Regions from separate parts of the Homo sapiens genome. Here region 2 is linked to region 1. A link is an interaction called in ENCODE POLR2A ChIA-PET data of the cell type or tissue named here. Cell type or tissue: PC-3. All regions are shown on one strand.

Region 1 (8,000 bases):
AGAGCGCTGATTGGTCCGTTTTGACAGGTTGCTAATCAGTGCATTTACAATCCCTGAGCTAGACAGAGTGCTGATTGGTGTATTTACAATCCTCTAGCTAGACCTAAAAGTTCTCCAAGTCCACACTAGATTAACTAGACACAGAGCACTGATTGGTGTGTTTATAAACCTTGAGCTAGACACAGGGTGCTGATTGGTGCATTTACAATCCTCCAGCTAGACATAAAAGTTCTCCAAGTCCCCACCAGATTAGCTAGATACAGAGTGCTGATTGGCGTATCCACAAACCCTGAGCTAGACACAGAGTGCTGATTGGTGCATTTACAATCCTCCATCCAGACATAAAAGTTCTCCAAGTCCCCACCCCACTCAGGAGCCCAGCTGGCTTCACCTAGTGGATCCTGCGCCAGAGCTGTGGGCGGAGATGCCCGCCAGTCCCGCACTGTGGCCCACACTCCTTATCCCTTGGGCAGTCGATGGGACCAGGCGGGCACCCCGGAGCAGGAGGTGGCACCGTTGAGGTGGCTCGGGCCGCTGGGGAGCCCACAGGGGTGAGGGGTGGGGCTTGGGCATGGCCGGCTGCAGGTCCTGAGCCCTGCCCCGTGGGGAGGCGGCTGAGGCCCGGTGTGAATTGGAGCACAGCATGGGCAGGCTGGCAGTGCTGGGGGACCTGGTGCACCCTCCGCAGCTGCTGGCCCAGGTGCTAAGCCCCTCACTGCCCAGGCAGGTGGTGTGGGCTGGCCACTCCCAGTGCGGGGCCTGCTGAGCCCCGCCCACCTGGAACTCGTGCTGGCCCGCGAGCTCGGCGCGCAGCCCTGGTTCCCGCCTGTGCCTCTCCCTCCACACCTCCTGGCAAGCAGAGGGAGCCGGCTCCGGCCTCGGCCAGCCCAGAGAGGGGCCCCCACAGTGCAGTGGCGGGCTGAAGAGCTCCTGGAGCATGGCCAGAGTGGATGCCGAGGCCCAGGAGGCACCTAGAGCAAGCGACGGCTGCTAGCACGTTGTCACCTCTCAACACCAGCGGCCCTGTGGCTAGTGGTCTCATTCCAGGGTCCCACTAGAGGATCTGCCTCCTACTCCTGGCTGTAAGAATTGAAGAAGAAAGAAACATGAAAAGTGGCTGAGTAGTCAAAGACAGGTTTATTTCAGAGAGTAAACCTGAGAGGGCCTTCTGGCCGAGTTAGGTTGGGAGCAGTCTCTCTTACAGACTAAGAGTATTTAAGGGTTCAGGGTGGGAGAGCTTATCACAGGCTTGAAATGTCCTGTGTCTCTTTGTCTTGCTTATCTGGGAGGGAGAGTTTTGTGTCTGTTCCCATACATCTTCCTGCACCTGCAGGCATACCCCCGAGTTTACTTTTAGCTTCCCTATCTTAGTGCACCTGAAAAGAAAGGAATGTGCTTATTTGGACCCACTGTTTTGCTGGGTCCCATTGTATGGGTGTGAAGCTTGGTGGTTACCCAAGAGACTTTCCCCTCTCTCTCCCTGCCTGAGCTGTCTTATCTGTGTTTTACCGTCTGCTCTTTCTGGCTGCTTGTTGTTAGAAAAGAAGTGATTTCCTTGAAATGCATGAGGTTAGAAAGGGAGCTGGAATTTAAAATGGTGGCGTTTGTCCAAGATGGCAGTGCTTCTGCTCTGTCACTGACACCAAGGTTGTAGATTGCATCCTTCCCAAAGTTGATCCTGAGATGAAAATTTGAGAGCAGGATGTTTATTTGGGTGAAGAAGTGATACCTGGAAGGGGATACAGCCAATCAAAGTTGTGTCATTAAGCCAGCCACCACAGGGAAACCAGAGCTTAACACTGTTGGGAGATGCTGGGAAGTTGTGTAACACACACACCTTAGAGTTATCTCACTTGGAGGAGGGCCAAGGGAGCCGAAATATTTATGCACCAACTTTCATCAGTCATTGGCGCAAGCTGTTTCAGAGGGTTGTTAATAGCCCGGCACTTCCGCTTCCCCTATGTGTGGGCAAAATGCCCTCAGGGTGGAGATGCTGAAATGGCAATGGGAAGTCACCTGGGGCATAGTGAGTGGAGAGTCTGAGGCAAGTAGGTGGGGCAGTGATGATTCTGCTCCATCCAACCATATTTTACCTGGTGCTGTTATTCACTAATGACCTTCACCTGAATCAGTTGTTATACTGGTGGTTGCAAAATTGTGATTTTCTAAATCCGTGACTTCTAGGTGAATTAACTGGCATTCTTTCACAAAAAGCTCCTCACCGTTTTTTTCTTTCTCTTTTTATGAATGCCACTACGGATGAACTTTGCTTTATGCAAATTGTCATCAAATGTGGTGTCAAGCTGGCTTCTGTGTCTTTTTTTTTGAGACAGAGTCTCACTCTTTTAACCAGGCTGGAGTGCAATGGTGCGATCTTGGCTCACTGCAACCTCCACCTCCTGGGTTCCAGCGATTCTCCTGCCTCTTAGCCCCTCTAGTAGCTGGGATTACAGGTGCATGCTACCACACCCGGCTAATTTTTGTATTTTTAGTAGAGATGAGGTTTCACCATGTTGACCAGGCTGGTCTTGAACTCCTGACCTCAGGTGATCCACCCGCCTCGGCCTCCCAAAGTGCTGGGATTACAGGCATGAGCCACCATGCCCGGCCAGCTTCCATGTCTTTTTGGCAAGAACCAGTCTTTGGCTTCTTCCTTGATTTTAGCACAGATGCCCTGACCTATGTTGGGCACCCCCTGTCCTGCACCTCGAATCAGCCACTTCTCTAAAGAGCTACTGGCTGGAAGGATTCGGTCTTTAAGATCAGATGCTTATGGTGCTCACTGGACCTGAGGAATTGTTGCTTGTAGTCTTTTCATGGGTCCTTTTATTGATATTTTCCCAGTGATCTCTGTTAGTTGTAACAGTGGCCTTTATTCCTTTAAACATTTTGCACACATTTTTTTCTTTTGTTTTGAAAATATTATTATTTTGAATAATGTAGCATAAATTAAAACTTTTAGGTTGGATGCGGTGGCTCATGCCTGTAATCCTAGCACTTTGGGAGGCTGAGGCGGGTGGATTGCCTAAGCTCAGGAGTTCGAGACCAGCCTGGGCAACACAGTGAAACGCCGTTTCTACTTAAAATACAAAAAAATTAGCCGGGTGTGGCGACATGTGCCTGTAGTCCCAGCTACTTGGCAGGCTGAGGCAGGAGAATTGCTTGAACATGGGAAGCAGAGGTTGCAGTGAGCCGAGATTGCGCCACTGCACTCCAGCCTGGGTGACACAGTGAGACTCCATCTCCAAAAAAAGAAAAAAAAAAGACTTTTAAGGAACTTAAGTACATATTTCCTGTGTCAATATATTTTATTTATTTTTTAATTGACAAGTAGAAATTGTATATATTTGTGGTGTACAACCTGATGTTGTGACACACTATGGAATGGCTAAATCAAATTATTGAACATATGCATCATGCCACATACTTATCATTTTTTTTGTGTGTGGTGAGAACACTTAAAATCAACTGTCTTAGGGATTTGCAAGTATATAACACATTGTTATCAACTGTAGTCACCATGATGTACAATAGATCTCTTGAACTTATTCCTCTTATTTCACTGAAATTTTGTGTCCTGCGACCAATATCTTCCCAATCCCCCAACCTCCAGCATCTGGGAACCGCTATTTTACTCTCTGCTTCTATAAGTTTGACTTTTTTACACTCTATATACAAGTGAGATTACGTATTTTTCTTTCTGTGCCTGGCTTATTTTACTTAATGTGATGTCCTCTCAGTTTATCCACATTGTTGCAAATGACAGGATTTTATTCTTTTTAAAGCTGAATAATATTTCATTGTGTACACATACTGTATTTTATTTGTTCATCTATCAATGGACACTTAGGTTGATTCCTAACTTGATTCTTGTAATACTGTAGAACATGGGAGTGCAGATATCTCTTTGACATACTGATTTCATATCCTTTGGATTTATACTCAATGTTGGGATTGCTGGATCATATGGAAATTCTATTTTTAATTTTTTGAGGAACTTCCATGCTGTTTTCCATAATGGTTGTACCAAATGTACATTCTTGTATATTGTACCTTGTACAACAGTGTACAAGATTTCTCTTTTCTCCACATCCTTGCCAACATTTATCTTTTGTATTTTCGATAAGAGCCATTCTAACAGGTGTGAGGGGATATCTCACTGTGGTTTTAATTTGCATTTTCCTGATGTTTAGTGATGTTGAGCATTTTTTCATACACCTGTTGGCCATTTGTATGTCTTCTTTTGTGAAATGTCTATTGAGGCCCTTTGTCCATTTTCATATCAGGTTGTTTTCTTACTATTGAGTTGAGTTTCTTATATATTTTGGATCTTAATCCCTTACCACACGTATGGTTTGCAAATATATTCTCCCATTCTGTAGATTATATCTTCACTCTGTAAAAGGAAAATAAATCTTGGGCCCCCAAATCACTAAGCTAAAGGGAAAAGTCAAGCTGGGAACTGCTTAGGGTAAACCTGCCTCCCATTCTATTCGAAGTCATCCCTCTGCTCACTGAGATAAATGCATATCTGATTGCCTCCTTTGGAGAGGCTCATCAGAAACTCAAAAGAATGCAACCGTCGGCTGGGCGCGGTGGCTCAGGCTTGTAATTCCAGCACTTTGGGAGGCGGAGGCGGGCGGATCACAAGGTCAGGAGATAGAGACCATGGTGAAACCCTGTCTCTACTAAAAATACAAAAAATTAGCCGGGCGTGGTGGCGGGCGCCTGTAGTCCCAGCTACTCGGAGAGGCTGAGGCAGGAGAGTGGCGTGAACCCGGCGGGCGGAGCTTGCAGTGAGCCGCGATTGCGCCACTGCACCCCAGCCTGGGCGACAGAGTGAGACTCTGTCTCAATTAAAAAAAAAAAAAAAAAAAAGAATGCAACTGTTTGTCTCTCATCTAACTGTGACCTGGAAGCCCCCTCCCTGCTTCGAGTTGTCCTGACTTTCTGAATGGAACCAATGTACATCCTACATATATTGATTTATGTCTCATGTCTCCCTAAAATATGTAAAACCAAGCTGTGCCCCGACCACCTTGGGCATATGTCATCAGGACCTCCTGAGGCTGTGTCACAGGCGTGCATCCTCAACCCTGGCAGAGTAAACTTTCTAAATCAACTGAGACCTGTCTCAGATATTCTGGGTTCACATTTTGGTAACCACGAAGGGATTCTGAGTGGAGGTGCCCCTGACGTTTGACACATCTCCAATTCGTGCTTGGTACCAGCTTGAGCTATCTTTATGGCTCAAACCAATGGAACAATTTGCTGAGGCCTGGAAGCAACCCCTCCGGAAAATCCCTGATCTCCCAAAATTTGGTCGAGATCTAAATTTTATTTTGCTGTACGACTCCTTTTGTGGAGTTTTACTTGCTTCCAGCACAAGGAAGGCAAGTTTTTCCTGCTTCCATCACGATGGAAGGCAGGCAACTTTTTTATGGAGTTTGAACTCACTCCCAACAGGGAAGATGAGTTTTGAGTTTTTTCCTGCTTCTAGGATGGTAGAGAGCAGTCTTCGCCTGAGACCCATCCCTATCTAAGTAACTGAATGGAGGTTTGTTTTGGCTAAAGTTAAGATTAACAACCAGCTGGTCTTAATTTCTCCTTACCATTTGAGCACTCAGTAATCACACACATTGTGTGATTATTTGTTTCACTTAATTTTTTTTATTGTTTGTTTTTGTTTTTGTTTTGGTGTTTTTCCTTGATCAAATCTGAAGGAAAGTTCCAAATTATGGGGAACAGGTCCTCTGAACTGGCTAAATTCCACCCCCCACCCCCACACACAAAAGGTGATGTGGTGGGGAGAGAAAAATAGCCAGCACAAGGAAAAAAAAAAAAAAAAAGGAAAGATTTTTTATTTTGGCCACTTAAGGGGCTTTATTTATTTACACAACAGGGCTATGTTTTTGCTAGCCAGTCCAAACTGAAAGAGCGATGGCTGTCGCCCCATGCTGCAGTTTCATAGCTAAGGTTCTGCCTTCTTTTTTTCCACTATGACAGCCTGGGTTTGGTTCCTAAATCAAGCCCTTTCTGGTTTGATACTTGTACTTCTGAAATAGCAGCAATTTGTCCTAGCTAAAATATGGTAATGAGGTTTAAAAAGATTTTTTTAATAGGAGCTCAGTGGTTAAAAGTCAGCTTAATTGAAGATAACATCCAAGATGTGTGTGTATGTATGCATGTGTGTGTGTATGTGTGCATGTGTATGTGTGCATGTGTATATGTATGCATGTGTGTTTGTATGTGTGCATGTGTATGTGTGCATGTGTATGTGTGTGCGTGTGTGTGTGCATGTGTGTGTATGTGTGTGCATGTGTGTATGTGTGTGCATGTGTATATGTGTGTGCGTGTGTGTGTGCATGTGTGTATGTGTATGTGTGCATGTGTGTATGTGTATGCGTGTGCCTGTATGTGCATGTGTGCATGTATGCACGTGTGTATGTGTGCATGTGTGTGTGTGTGCATGTGTATATGTGTGCGTGTGTGTGTGTGCGTTTAAGAGGCTTTCATGTTTTTGTTTTTTTCCCTCTCCTAGGACCTTGTCTTTTTTTGAGCAAAGGTTTTTCTTCTCAGTTGATTTAATTCTATTTTCTCCATTTACTTCTGCTGTCTCTCCTTTCTCTTGCATGTTCTGCTGCATGAGGGACCTAAAATAGTTTATAATAGCCTGGATTTCCTTAAAGAAAATGGGGAAGGCACCAGGCTCCCTGTTTTTCCTTATGGAATCCCAAGAGTGTAAACAGACAAGTTTGTCTCAGCTCTTAAACTGCTTGCTTTTGTATTGTGTTACCTGATTTTTTGACTAAAATAGCTATTGTAACAGAGGCTACTCTTGGGTTTTTAAGGAAGACTGTAGTGTAGACACTTAGAAATGTCTTTGACTGAAAAAAATTTTAAGTGTCCTGTAAAAGCATCACGTGTTCTAGCGTCAACTCTCCCTTTTTGGAGACCCAGGATTCAGTGTGGGCTCTGCCCAGAGCTCAGAGATCTAGTTAAAAGATAGGTAGTTCCCACCTAAATAAAATTGGTCTCCTTATACAATCCTATCATAGATTTCTATAATTTCATGTTTGATTTGGCATTCATCTTTAATCTCCCTCTAGCTCCACCAGATTTTTTCTCTCTGTACCTTGAGATGTAAATTTTGCCATTTGATTTTTCTTCTAAGAGTTATTTCCTTCAATATGCAGACTTAGGGCTATTTACCTGACAACTGCCAGGGTAATGAAACAGGTTATCAAGAGTTTGAAAGTCTAAGGTAAGAAAAAAAAAGGTCTTAGGAATCTATAAGATGTACTTCTATTGGTATGCCTAATACATTTATGTATTTATGTGTTGTGTACACGTTTCACTACTAAAAATATATAAAAGAGCTCTAATTAATTGGCTTAAAGGAAACTAAAAGCACTTAAATCAAATACTTTACCAGAAAAAAGGAAATACTAGTCAAATGCTTTTTCAAGTTTACATGACTTAAGTAAAATCTTTAATAAATAAGCTAGCTTTGAAATTATTGGTAAAGTAATATTAGAAATGTCTTAAGAATTTCCAGCATACATTTTTGTTTGCATTTATTGATTAAGCAATTGCGTACTTATCCCTGCCAAATACTATAAGGTGTCAAAATTTGGCATCAGGGTTACGAAACTATAAACTCAGCCCCAAACTGAATGATCTTTGCTTGTGTAATTTTTAATAAATAAGACATTGTTATTGGTTTAGTGAAAATAGTCATCTTGAATTATCTAGTAAAATTACCATAACTTCTAATCTTGTGGCTTTAGCAGCCTAGTCCACAGGCAGAAAGGAGATTTGTTTTGGGAAAGGACAGTTAGCATCTTTGTTTCAAACCTAAACTATAAACTAAGTTCCTCCCAAAGTTAGTTCGGCCTATGCCCAGGAATAAATAAGGATAGCTTGGAGGTTAGAAGCAAGATGGAGTAAGTTAGGCCAGATCTTTTTCACTGTCTCAGTTATAGTGGTTTCATAAGTTT
Region 2 (8,000 bases), 150 kb before region 1:
ACAGGGTCTCTAAACAGGAACAGAGAAAAGAATAATGTGATATGTATGTTTTTTAATCCAGGAAAATAAGGTACAAGGTGGGCACTACAAGAAGGACCATATAAAAACCTATAAATGAAATCTTTCGCTCTGTGTATAGTGACCACTGGTCTTTACATGAAACAACTTAGTATTCAATGGCTAATGTGATATGTAAACATGTATAACTTATTTTTGAAGAATTTTCTTTTCAGAAAAATAATACATGCTCACTGTAAAATAGAAAAAAAAAAATCCAAACAACACAGGAAAGGCCAACCCAGAGAGAACACTGCTGGCATCTCCGAGTGTGTGCGGACGAGCGCACCACTGAGAGCCAGGCTTCATGGGCTCCTCTGTTCTCTACCCACACCCCCGTGTCCAGCATGTCTCACATGCCAACAAATAGGTAATGCCATTGTCAACTGTTTGAAATTTCACTGGACATGTGTGCTACGATTCAATAAATCAAGTCAGGGTTCTCATGGTGTTCTTTAAAAGCATTACATCACAAATAATGTTTTACTTTATGATTACAGATGGAGGATGGAATACATTTATCTGAGTCTACTCTCTTCTGAAACCTCACTAAAACGACAGGGAATTTTGTAAAGAGTTTACACTTTCCAGGACATGGGATCACAGGGCCGGAGGGCAGGCAGGGAAGCAGCCAGGCGTGCACTGGTGAAGCCTCACCAGCTCAGGTCAGGGTGTCCACAGGTGCCTGTGGAGTAGGGGCACAGATGGGGAAGAAGAGGACTGGCAGGAAGTCGTCGCAGGCTGTTCTCACAGGCCCTGTGCCACCTGTGGTCACGTAACTTGACTCTGGAAATGAGTGTTCTTTTTTTTTTTTGGAGACAGAGTCTTGCTCCGTTGCCTAGGTTGGAGTGCAGTGGTGCGATCTTGGCTTACTGCAACGTCCGCCTCCCGGGTTCAAGTGATTCTCCTGCCTCAGCCTCCTGAGCAGCTGGGATTACAGGCATGTGCCACCACTCCCGGCTAATTTTGTATTTTTAGCAGAAATGGGATTTCACCATGTTGGCTAGGCTGGTCTCGAACTTCTGACCTCAGATGATCCACCTGCCTCAGCCTCCCAAGTGCTGGGATTACAGGCATGAGCCACCGCACCCGGCTTTTTTTTTTTTTTTCTTTTCTAATTTGAGACAGAGTCTTGCTCTGTCGCCCAGGCTGGAGTTCAGTGGTGCAATCTCGGCTCACTGCAACCTCTGCCTCCCAGGTTCAAGTGATTCTCCTGCCTCAGCCTCCTGAGTAGCTGGGATAACAGGCGCCCACCACCACACCCAGCTAATTTTTGTATTTTTAGTAGAGACGGGGTTTCACCATGTTGGCCAGGCTGGTCTCAAACTCCTGACATCAAGCAATCCGCCTGCCTTGGCCTCCCAGAGTGCTGGGATTACAGGCATGAGCCACCATGCCCAGCCAAAATAGTGAAGATTTATACAACCAAGAAGAAAGGACAACACAACCCTCAAAGGATAGGCTGTGTGCCAGGGGCTGCCTCCTCCTTCCCTGGGGCTCCTCCTTTCTGAGAAGATCATGTGCCTGGGAGGCACAGTGCTTTGCTTTTCACAGCCTCCTGGGGCGAGGGGGACAAGAAGTGAGGCCAGGGCCCTGAAGGTAAAGGAGGGGCTGGGAAGACCGCCTGCTCGTTACAACATATAGAGCATATGAGAGAAATGTGCAGCAAATGTGGCAAAATATTGACAAATGGGTGAAATTTTGATTAAATTCTTTATATCATTCTTGCAACTTTTCCATGCTTTTGAAATTATTTAAGAAAGTTAACAAATAAGCAAACAAACTACAAATCAGGAATGGAAAGTGAATTTTACAAAATGCCATTTTCAGATTCACAAGACGCTTGCATTCACCTTCCTTCGACGATTACTACTTCTTACACGCTATGATTTCTCTCCTTTTTCCACCACACCGGCTCCAGGTCTACTTGTCTTTACTCTCCCCGCTTCATCGCTGTCTGCCCCCTTCCAAAACCTGTTCTTTGGTTTCATTCTCTCTTTTTCTTAGTTGATTCATTTCTGCTTTTGTCTTTAAAGAACACAGTAATTCTTCAACTTACTTTGGTTCTTTGCTACCTCTTTAGTGTTTAAATCACTTCTTTTGATTCTTATTTAATAACAATCTTTACACATTAACTCTAAGCCATTACCTTATCTCATTTTTTCATTAATTTGGAGGCAATGGTGGTTCTGCACATGAGAACACGGCCAAGTCCGACAGCCCAGCCTGAATCTCAGTCTCCCACTTGCCAGCTGTCAATTCTGGGGCAAGTGACTGAGCCTACCCTTCCCATTCCCCCATCTGTGAAATGCGGATGAGGACAGCACCTCCTTCGAACAGGGACTGTGAGGAGTGAGTGACATAATAAATGTACATGCTTAGAATAGTGCTTTCAACATATTTATTAGGATTATTAGCTCTTATTCATTTAATAAGATTTGTTCAGAATCTACTTAGTGCTCGTGTTCTAGAGGTTGGAGATAAAGCTTCCAACAAAGCCCACAGTCCTCGCCTCCATGGAAGTTTTGCTTGAGCGACGAAGCTCTTCTCTGCCCCAAGGGACTCCCAGGGATGCCTGGTTTCCGCCTGTGTGTTTATTTCTATTTTTATTGCATTATAATGTGAGAATAAGGTTTCTAATTATTTCAAATTTTTGGAAATCACATCGGTTTCCTCTGTAAGCTAGTATATATTAAGTTTAAAAACTTATACCATGAGGGTCGGGCACGGTGGCTCACGCCTGTAATCCCAGCACTTTGGGAGGCTGAGGTGGGCGGATCACCTGAGATCGGGAGTTGAGGACTAGCCTGACTGACATGGAGAAACCCCATCTCTACTAAAAAAAAATACAAAATGAGCTGGGCGTGGTGGTGCATGACTGTAATCCCAGCTACTTGGGAGGCTGAGGCAGGAGAATCGCTTGAACCCAAGGGGCGGAGGTTGCGGTGAGCCGAGATCGCACCACTGCACTCCAGCCTGGGCAACAAGAGTGAAACTCCGTCTCAAAAACAAAACAAAACAAAACACAAAACAAAAAAAAACTTATAAAATGAGCATTTGTTTTCCAGCCATCAAACCTGAAAGTCTCTACTGGCTCACAGTAATAACAACTTATGTCTACCACATGACCTGTGAGGGGCCAAGAAGTCCAGGCGCCTCTCCCACCAGCACTGCACTCACTGATTTTGTCTTTAATCCCCTACAGTTCTCGCTTTATGTGTTTCAATGTTCAATCATTTAGGCCAAATTCATGGTAGTTATATCATCCTATGGACTGTACGCTTTAGCGTGATGAATAACCCTGTTTCATTATTGTTTTGTCTTCACAATTTAGCTTTGCCCAGCATTGACGTCATGACCCTTGCTTTTCTACTGCATCTGCCCGACATATACCTTTACTCTCCATTTCTTTTTAATACTCTTTTATATATTACCTATCTCTTCTTAGGATTTAAAGCCAAAGTTAGAAGATCCATGTGTGTTTAATTTGTTACTTAGAGTAACCCATCTATAAAGGTAAATGTAACTGAAATTATAGAAATAATCTTTAAGCTTTGCTAGCCTAGAAAAATGCATGCAACACCCCAGGCATTTAAAGTAGAGATATTATATTTAAAGAAATTTATTTTGTCTAAACAATATTTTGAAAAAGAACTATCTGCAGATCCTGGCATGAGACATAAGTTTCCAAAATAACAGAATGACTCATTTACAATACAAAACCAGCTACGACAGTGTGTGTGATTCTAGCAGCTCTGATTTTAGGCTAAGGTTGGCAGGTCGGGAGTAGAGGCAGAAGGGCAGGGGAGAAGGCTGGCAGGTCGGGAGTAGAGGAAGAAGGGCAGGGGAGAAGGCTGGCAGCTCCGTCCATGCTTTGGGGGCCGCGGGGTTCTCCATGGGTTTGCTCTCCCTGCTGCTCCGTAGGCGGCCACAGCTGAAGGTCAGGGACTTCCAACCTCAGCTCAGCTGAAACCCTGCCCAGCTTCACAGCCTCAACTGCAAAAAAAAAAACCTTTCAGCTGCTAGGAAATCTCAGTTTCTTATTTATTGTTGCTTGTGGATTGAGGAATTTCCTTAAGTAATTAAAAAAATTTAATTTCCCATTGTATTTTATCTTACTAGTGTTTCCTACTATTTTCACTTTTAATTCTTTTAAGGAATACTAATAGTTCATCATTATTGGGTATTTTCTACATGCTGGTAATATATTACTGTAACTTTTCCCAGCCCACTAATCCTAGTAAGAACACACAGAGGGGCTACCATCATCCCCATTAGATAGACAAGGACAGAGGTCTACAGAGAGGTTAAGGCGACGCTCAGATGGGACCGTGCTGATGCCTGAGCCCAGGCAGGGCAGCTCGGAGCACCTGGTGATCTGCAAGGGCAAGAGGCACCCCGTGAGGGGACGGCTGTGCAGGCGGCGTGGTCCCACACATGCTACTGGTCCCTTACAGGGAGAAGAGTGGTCTCACCGTTCCTGCTCAAGATGAAGACTGTGTCTGTCCCCCGGGAGACCTCAGATGCCTTAACAAGAATATTACTTCTAAGACCTTTAAATTCCTCAATGGAAAAAGCCCGTGAATTGAAATCAATGGTTCCTAATACAAATTTGACATGGGCCAGGTTTCCCATTAGCCAGTATTACAGATGACAAGTGGGAAGGAGCCCTCTGAACAAACGTCTGGGACACTACCTTAACTGCAAGTCTGACTTGATAACATGATCACCAACCAAATACCTGAATCATCAACATTCCCCTCTACTGAGTTCTCTTGAGCACTCAGCTGACTGTAAACTGTGATCCCAGGTGGAAGTCACTGTGGAGTTTAGGCCACGTCAGTTCCTCGGTGTAATGCACCTCCCAGCTCTGTGCCAACACCCTGCCCTGGGCTTCCCTTATCCCAATTCATCCTGCTCCCCCAGCCACAGGACAGCACCACATCTTTGCTTCCTTGGATGGCCCCAGCTGAGCAGCCCATGCTCCCACCGCCATGAGGAGCAGCCCAGTGTCCAGCCTACCAATTCTGGGGTTGCTGGACAGTCGGCTGTGCTGGAATCAGAGACTCCCAGTCCCTGAAGACACAGGCTGCATTTTTTTTTTCCTTACTGTGAATGTGCTTTGAATACACTCCTAAAAAGTAAACAAAACAAAACAAAACACTTCTCCAAGCCACTGGCAAGTAGGCTTGACCCTGCCAAGTAGGTGGAGCAAAGCTAAAGTCTGGCCAGACCTTCTAACCTTCTTCTGAGGCTCTGTGGCCACAGGCCCACCAGCGAGCTGGATATAATCAAGTACCAAGTCAATCTCTGAGATTTGAGGACTTTTTCTCACAGCTTTTTGGCAAAGTCATCTTGGGAGAGGAAAGAGTAGAGGTAGTCAATTAGAGTTGATTTCTGATTTTCCCAGCATGTAATAAAGATCCCCTCCTCTCATCCCCATCCAGACTCCTGATAACCAAATTAATATCTTAATAAATCCTCAGTATGAATGTCCCCAAGCGACTTGACAGGCCTGGGGCTTTAAGCATGCATTCTATGACCTCATAATTTAAAGAGATTTGGAGGCCAGGGCTGGCAACGCACCAGTGAAGTTTCACCCACCAGACACTGAATCTGGGAGGAGAATTTCTCCTTGAGCCATTTCTGCTGGAACAGCTGCCTGATCACAAGAGGAAAATGCCTCCTTAGATTAACTTGCTGGTGGCCTTGTGAGATACCTCAGCAGCCGTACTGAGACGCCACATCAAGGGACCATCTTTAGTTCCATTTTTTGAGAAGACTTTTTGTTTGGCTTGAAGAGGGTCCCCCTGAAGCTGACCCTCAGTGCTGCCGTCACTGCTGCAACCTCAGCACCTCCATGGCCTGCATGTGCAGACAGGAGAACCGGACCCAGTCAAGGTCCCACCAGTTCTGCAGACAAGGGTCTGGAGTCCAAGTAACCACACAGCACACCCTGCTCAAATTCTCAGGGTGACTCTTCACATGGGATATAATCTGTCTTGAATGGATCACATTTGCCACCCAGAGGAAGAGACAATGTCAAAACTGATTCAGGCCGGGTGTGGTGGCTGACGCTTGTAATCCCAGCACTTTGGGAGGCTGAGGCAGGTGGATCACTTGAGGTCAGGAGTTTTGAGACCAGCCTGGCCAACACGGTGAAACCCCATCTCTACAAAAATACAAAAATTAGCCGAGCGTGGTGGCAGGTGGCGGGTGCCTGTAATCCCAGCTACATGGGAGGCTGTGGCAGGAGAATCACTTGAACCCTGGAGGCAGAGGTTGCAGTGAGCTGAGATCGCGCCACTGCACTCCAGCCTGGGTGACAGAGCGAGACTCCGTCTTAAAAACAAAAAATGCCAAAAAAACCCTTGGATTGAATAAAGCTGGGAAGTGAAAACCCCTAGTCATGTTAGGGAATTTCACATGGCCTGTTACCATAATGCCTTGAGAAAACAGTTTTGGAACAGTGAACTGACTCAGCAATTCATCTGGCTGGGGGTGGTGGAAGTCAAGTTTAGGTCCATGTGCTGCTCCCTCATACTGTGTCCTCTCAATGAAATGCATCCTTTACAAAATCGCAAGGGGGTGTGTCTTTGGGGCCAGACAATGAGAGCAAAAAATGAAGGGAAAATTAAGAACAATGGTTTACCCAAGGTGGTGGTTTCTGAAGAATGATCAAACCATATAATTAAACCAATCATTTTAGGTAACTGTGTGATCCTCTAACAACTTCTGCCAAACTTGGAGAGTCTAGGAATCTTTGGTAACCCTATCTTCTTCAAACATTTGACCAATCAGAGCTGGCCAAGACATATCAGGCAAGACTCCTCATTACCAGAACGGCTGGGAAGCTCCACCTCGAATTAAAACCCTGACACCGGCCATGTGAACAGCAGCACCAGTGACCTCTGGCCACGGCTGGCCGAGGGGCGGACCTAGGCGCCCATGTTTTTCCTGGACCACACTCCAGGGCGGCTTGGCGTGAGAGTAAACAACTTGATCAAGGACAAAGTTTTGACCAAGTCAAAGTTTTCCTCCTGAAAACTGAAGCTACTGACGACTTCTCACTAGACGGAACATGGGAAGAATCAGGCAGATCTAATCACTGCCAGTGTGGACATGACTGATTCCAGCACGTTTCAGATGCTGTGCCTAGTGTTCACACTGCAACCTCCCTGACTATCCACAACTGTCCTGTGAGAGAGAAACTGTTATCACTCCCATTTTCCAAATGAAGAACAGCCACTCAACAGTTCAATACTTGCTGGAGGTCCCACAACTGCTAACTGTATTATGTTACTGAGTAAATGCAGAAGAGCATGCAGAGAAATTACACGGTAAAGCGCGGGGAAGAAGGGGCATGACACGCAAAGACTGGGAGTGGCGGGGTGGATGAGGACACAGAGGGGTCACTCACGCTGCTGGAGTCTGGACCCTTCTGCCTCCACAGTCCCGCTCCACCCTGCTCCTCTGTGTGGAGTCCCTCTGTGACTGTGCCTTAAAAACACTTGTCTTCATCTATGCAAGCCCAAGTGTGTCTCCACTGCTTGTAACCCAAGAAAGAGATGGGAAGGTGTCTTCGGAACAGATTCCCCAGGTGGAACCCAGAGTCGCCCACCCTGGGGTTTCCCGTACTTCAGTCCTGCATGAACACCTTCAAGATCGTCACAAATCTGTGTACAGTCAGGCTCTTATTTACTTGGTATTTTGCTTTAAATGGATACACTTTTTACTAAGCCCTGTCCTAAGCAATAATAACCCAAGAAACCATGGATTTGATGTGCTAATTATATATTTTCACATTCATCAATATATAATTATTAAAGTAAAATAATACTCAACTCTGAATCACTTAAAATAACTGCCGTTAGCAGTGGTGTGCACTTGCCACACTTGGAGGAATCCTGGGCTATCTATCCCACAGTACGAAGAAAGAAGAT

What was found. Peaks named below come from ENCODE experiments on the same cell type or tissue, not always from the same donor. Only the 100,000 strongest peaks of a DNase experiment are listed, where the experiment ranks them.
Region 2: POLR2A ChIA-PET joins it to region 1 with 11 read pairs; 2 of 35 experiments call an interaction of 5 or more read pairs at or near these places.

What each region holds. Positions count from the first base shown.
Region 1 is chr14:101,681,919-101,689,918 of GRCh38, reverse strand. All of the region lies in intron 1 of LINC02320 (long intergenic non-protein coding RNA 2320), which reads left to right. Among named protein-coding and RNA genes, the nearest start is that of LINC00239, 45 kb to the left of the region's middle. RefSeq lists a silencer at 421-584. In PC-3, no CTCF peak of the experiment used is centred here; no DNase peak of the experiment used is centred here.
Region 2 is chr14:101,832,222-101,840,221 of GRCh38, reverse strand. The region is part of intron 3 of PPP2R5C (protein phosphatase 2 regulatory subunit B'gamma); the gene reads right to left. Among named protein-coding and RNA genes, the nearest start is that of PPP2R5C, 75 kb to the right of the region's middle. RefSeq lists enhancers at 670-869, 1,120-1,169, 7,007-7,507. In PC-3, no CTCF peak of the experiment used is centred here; a DNase peak (open chromatin) is centred at 4,851; H3K27ac peaks cover 1,607 bases.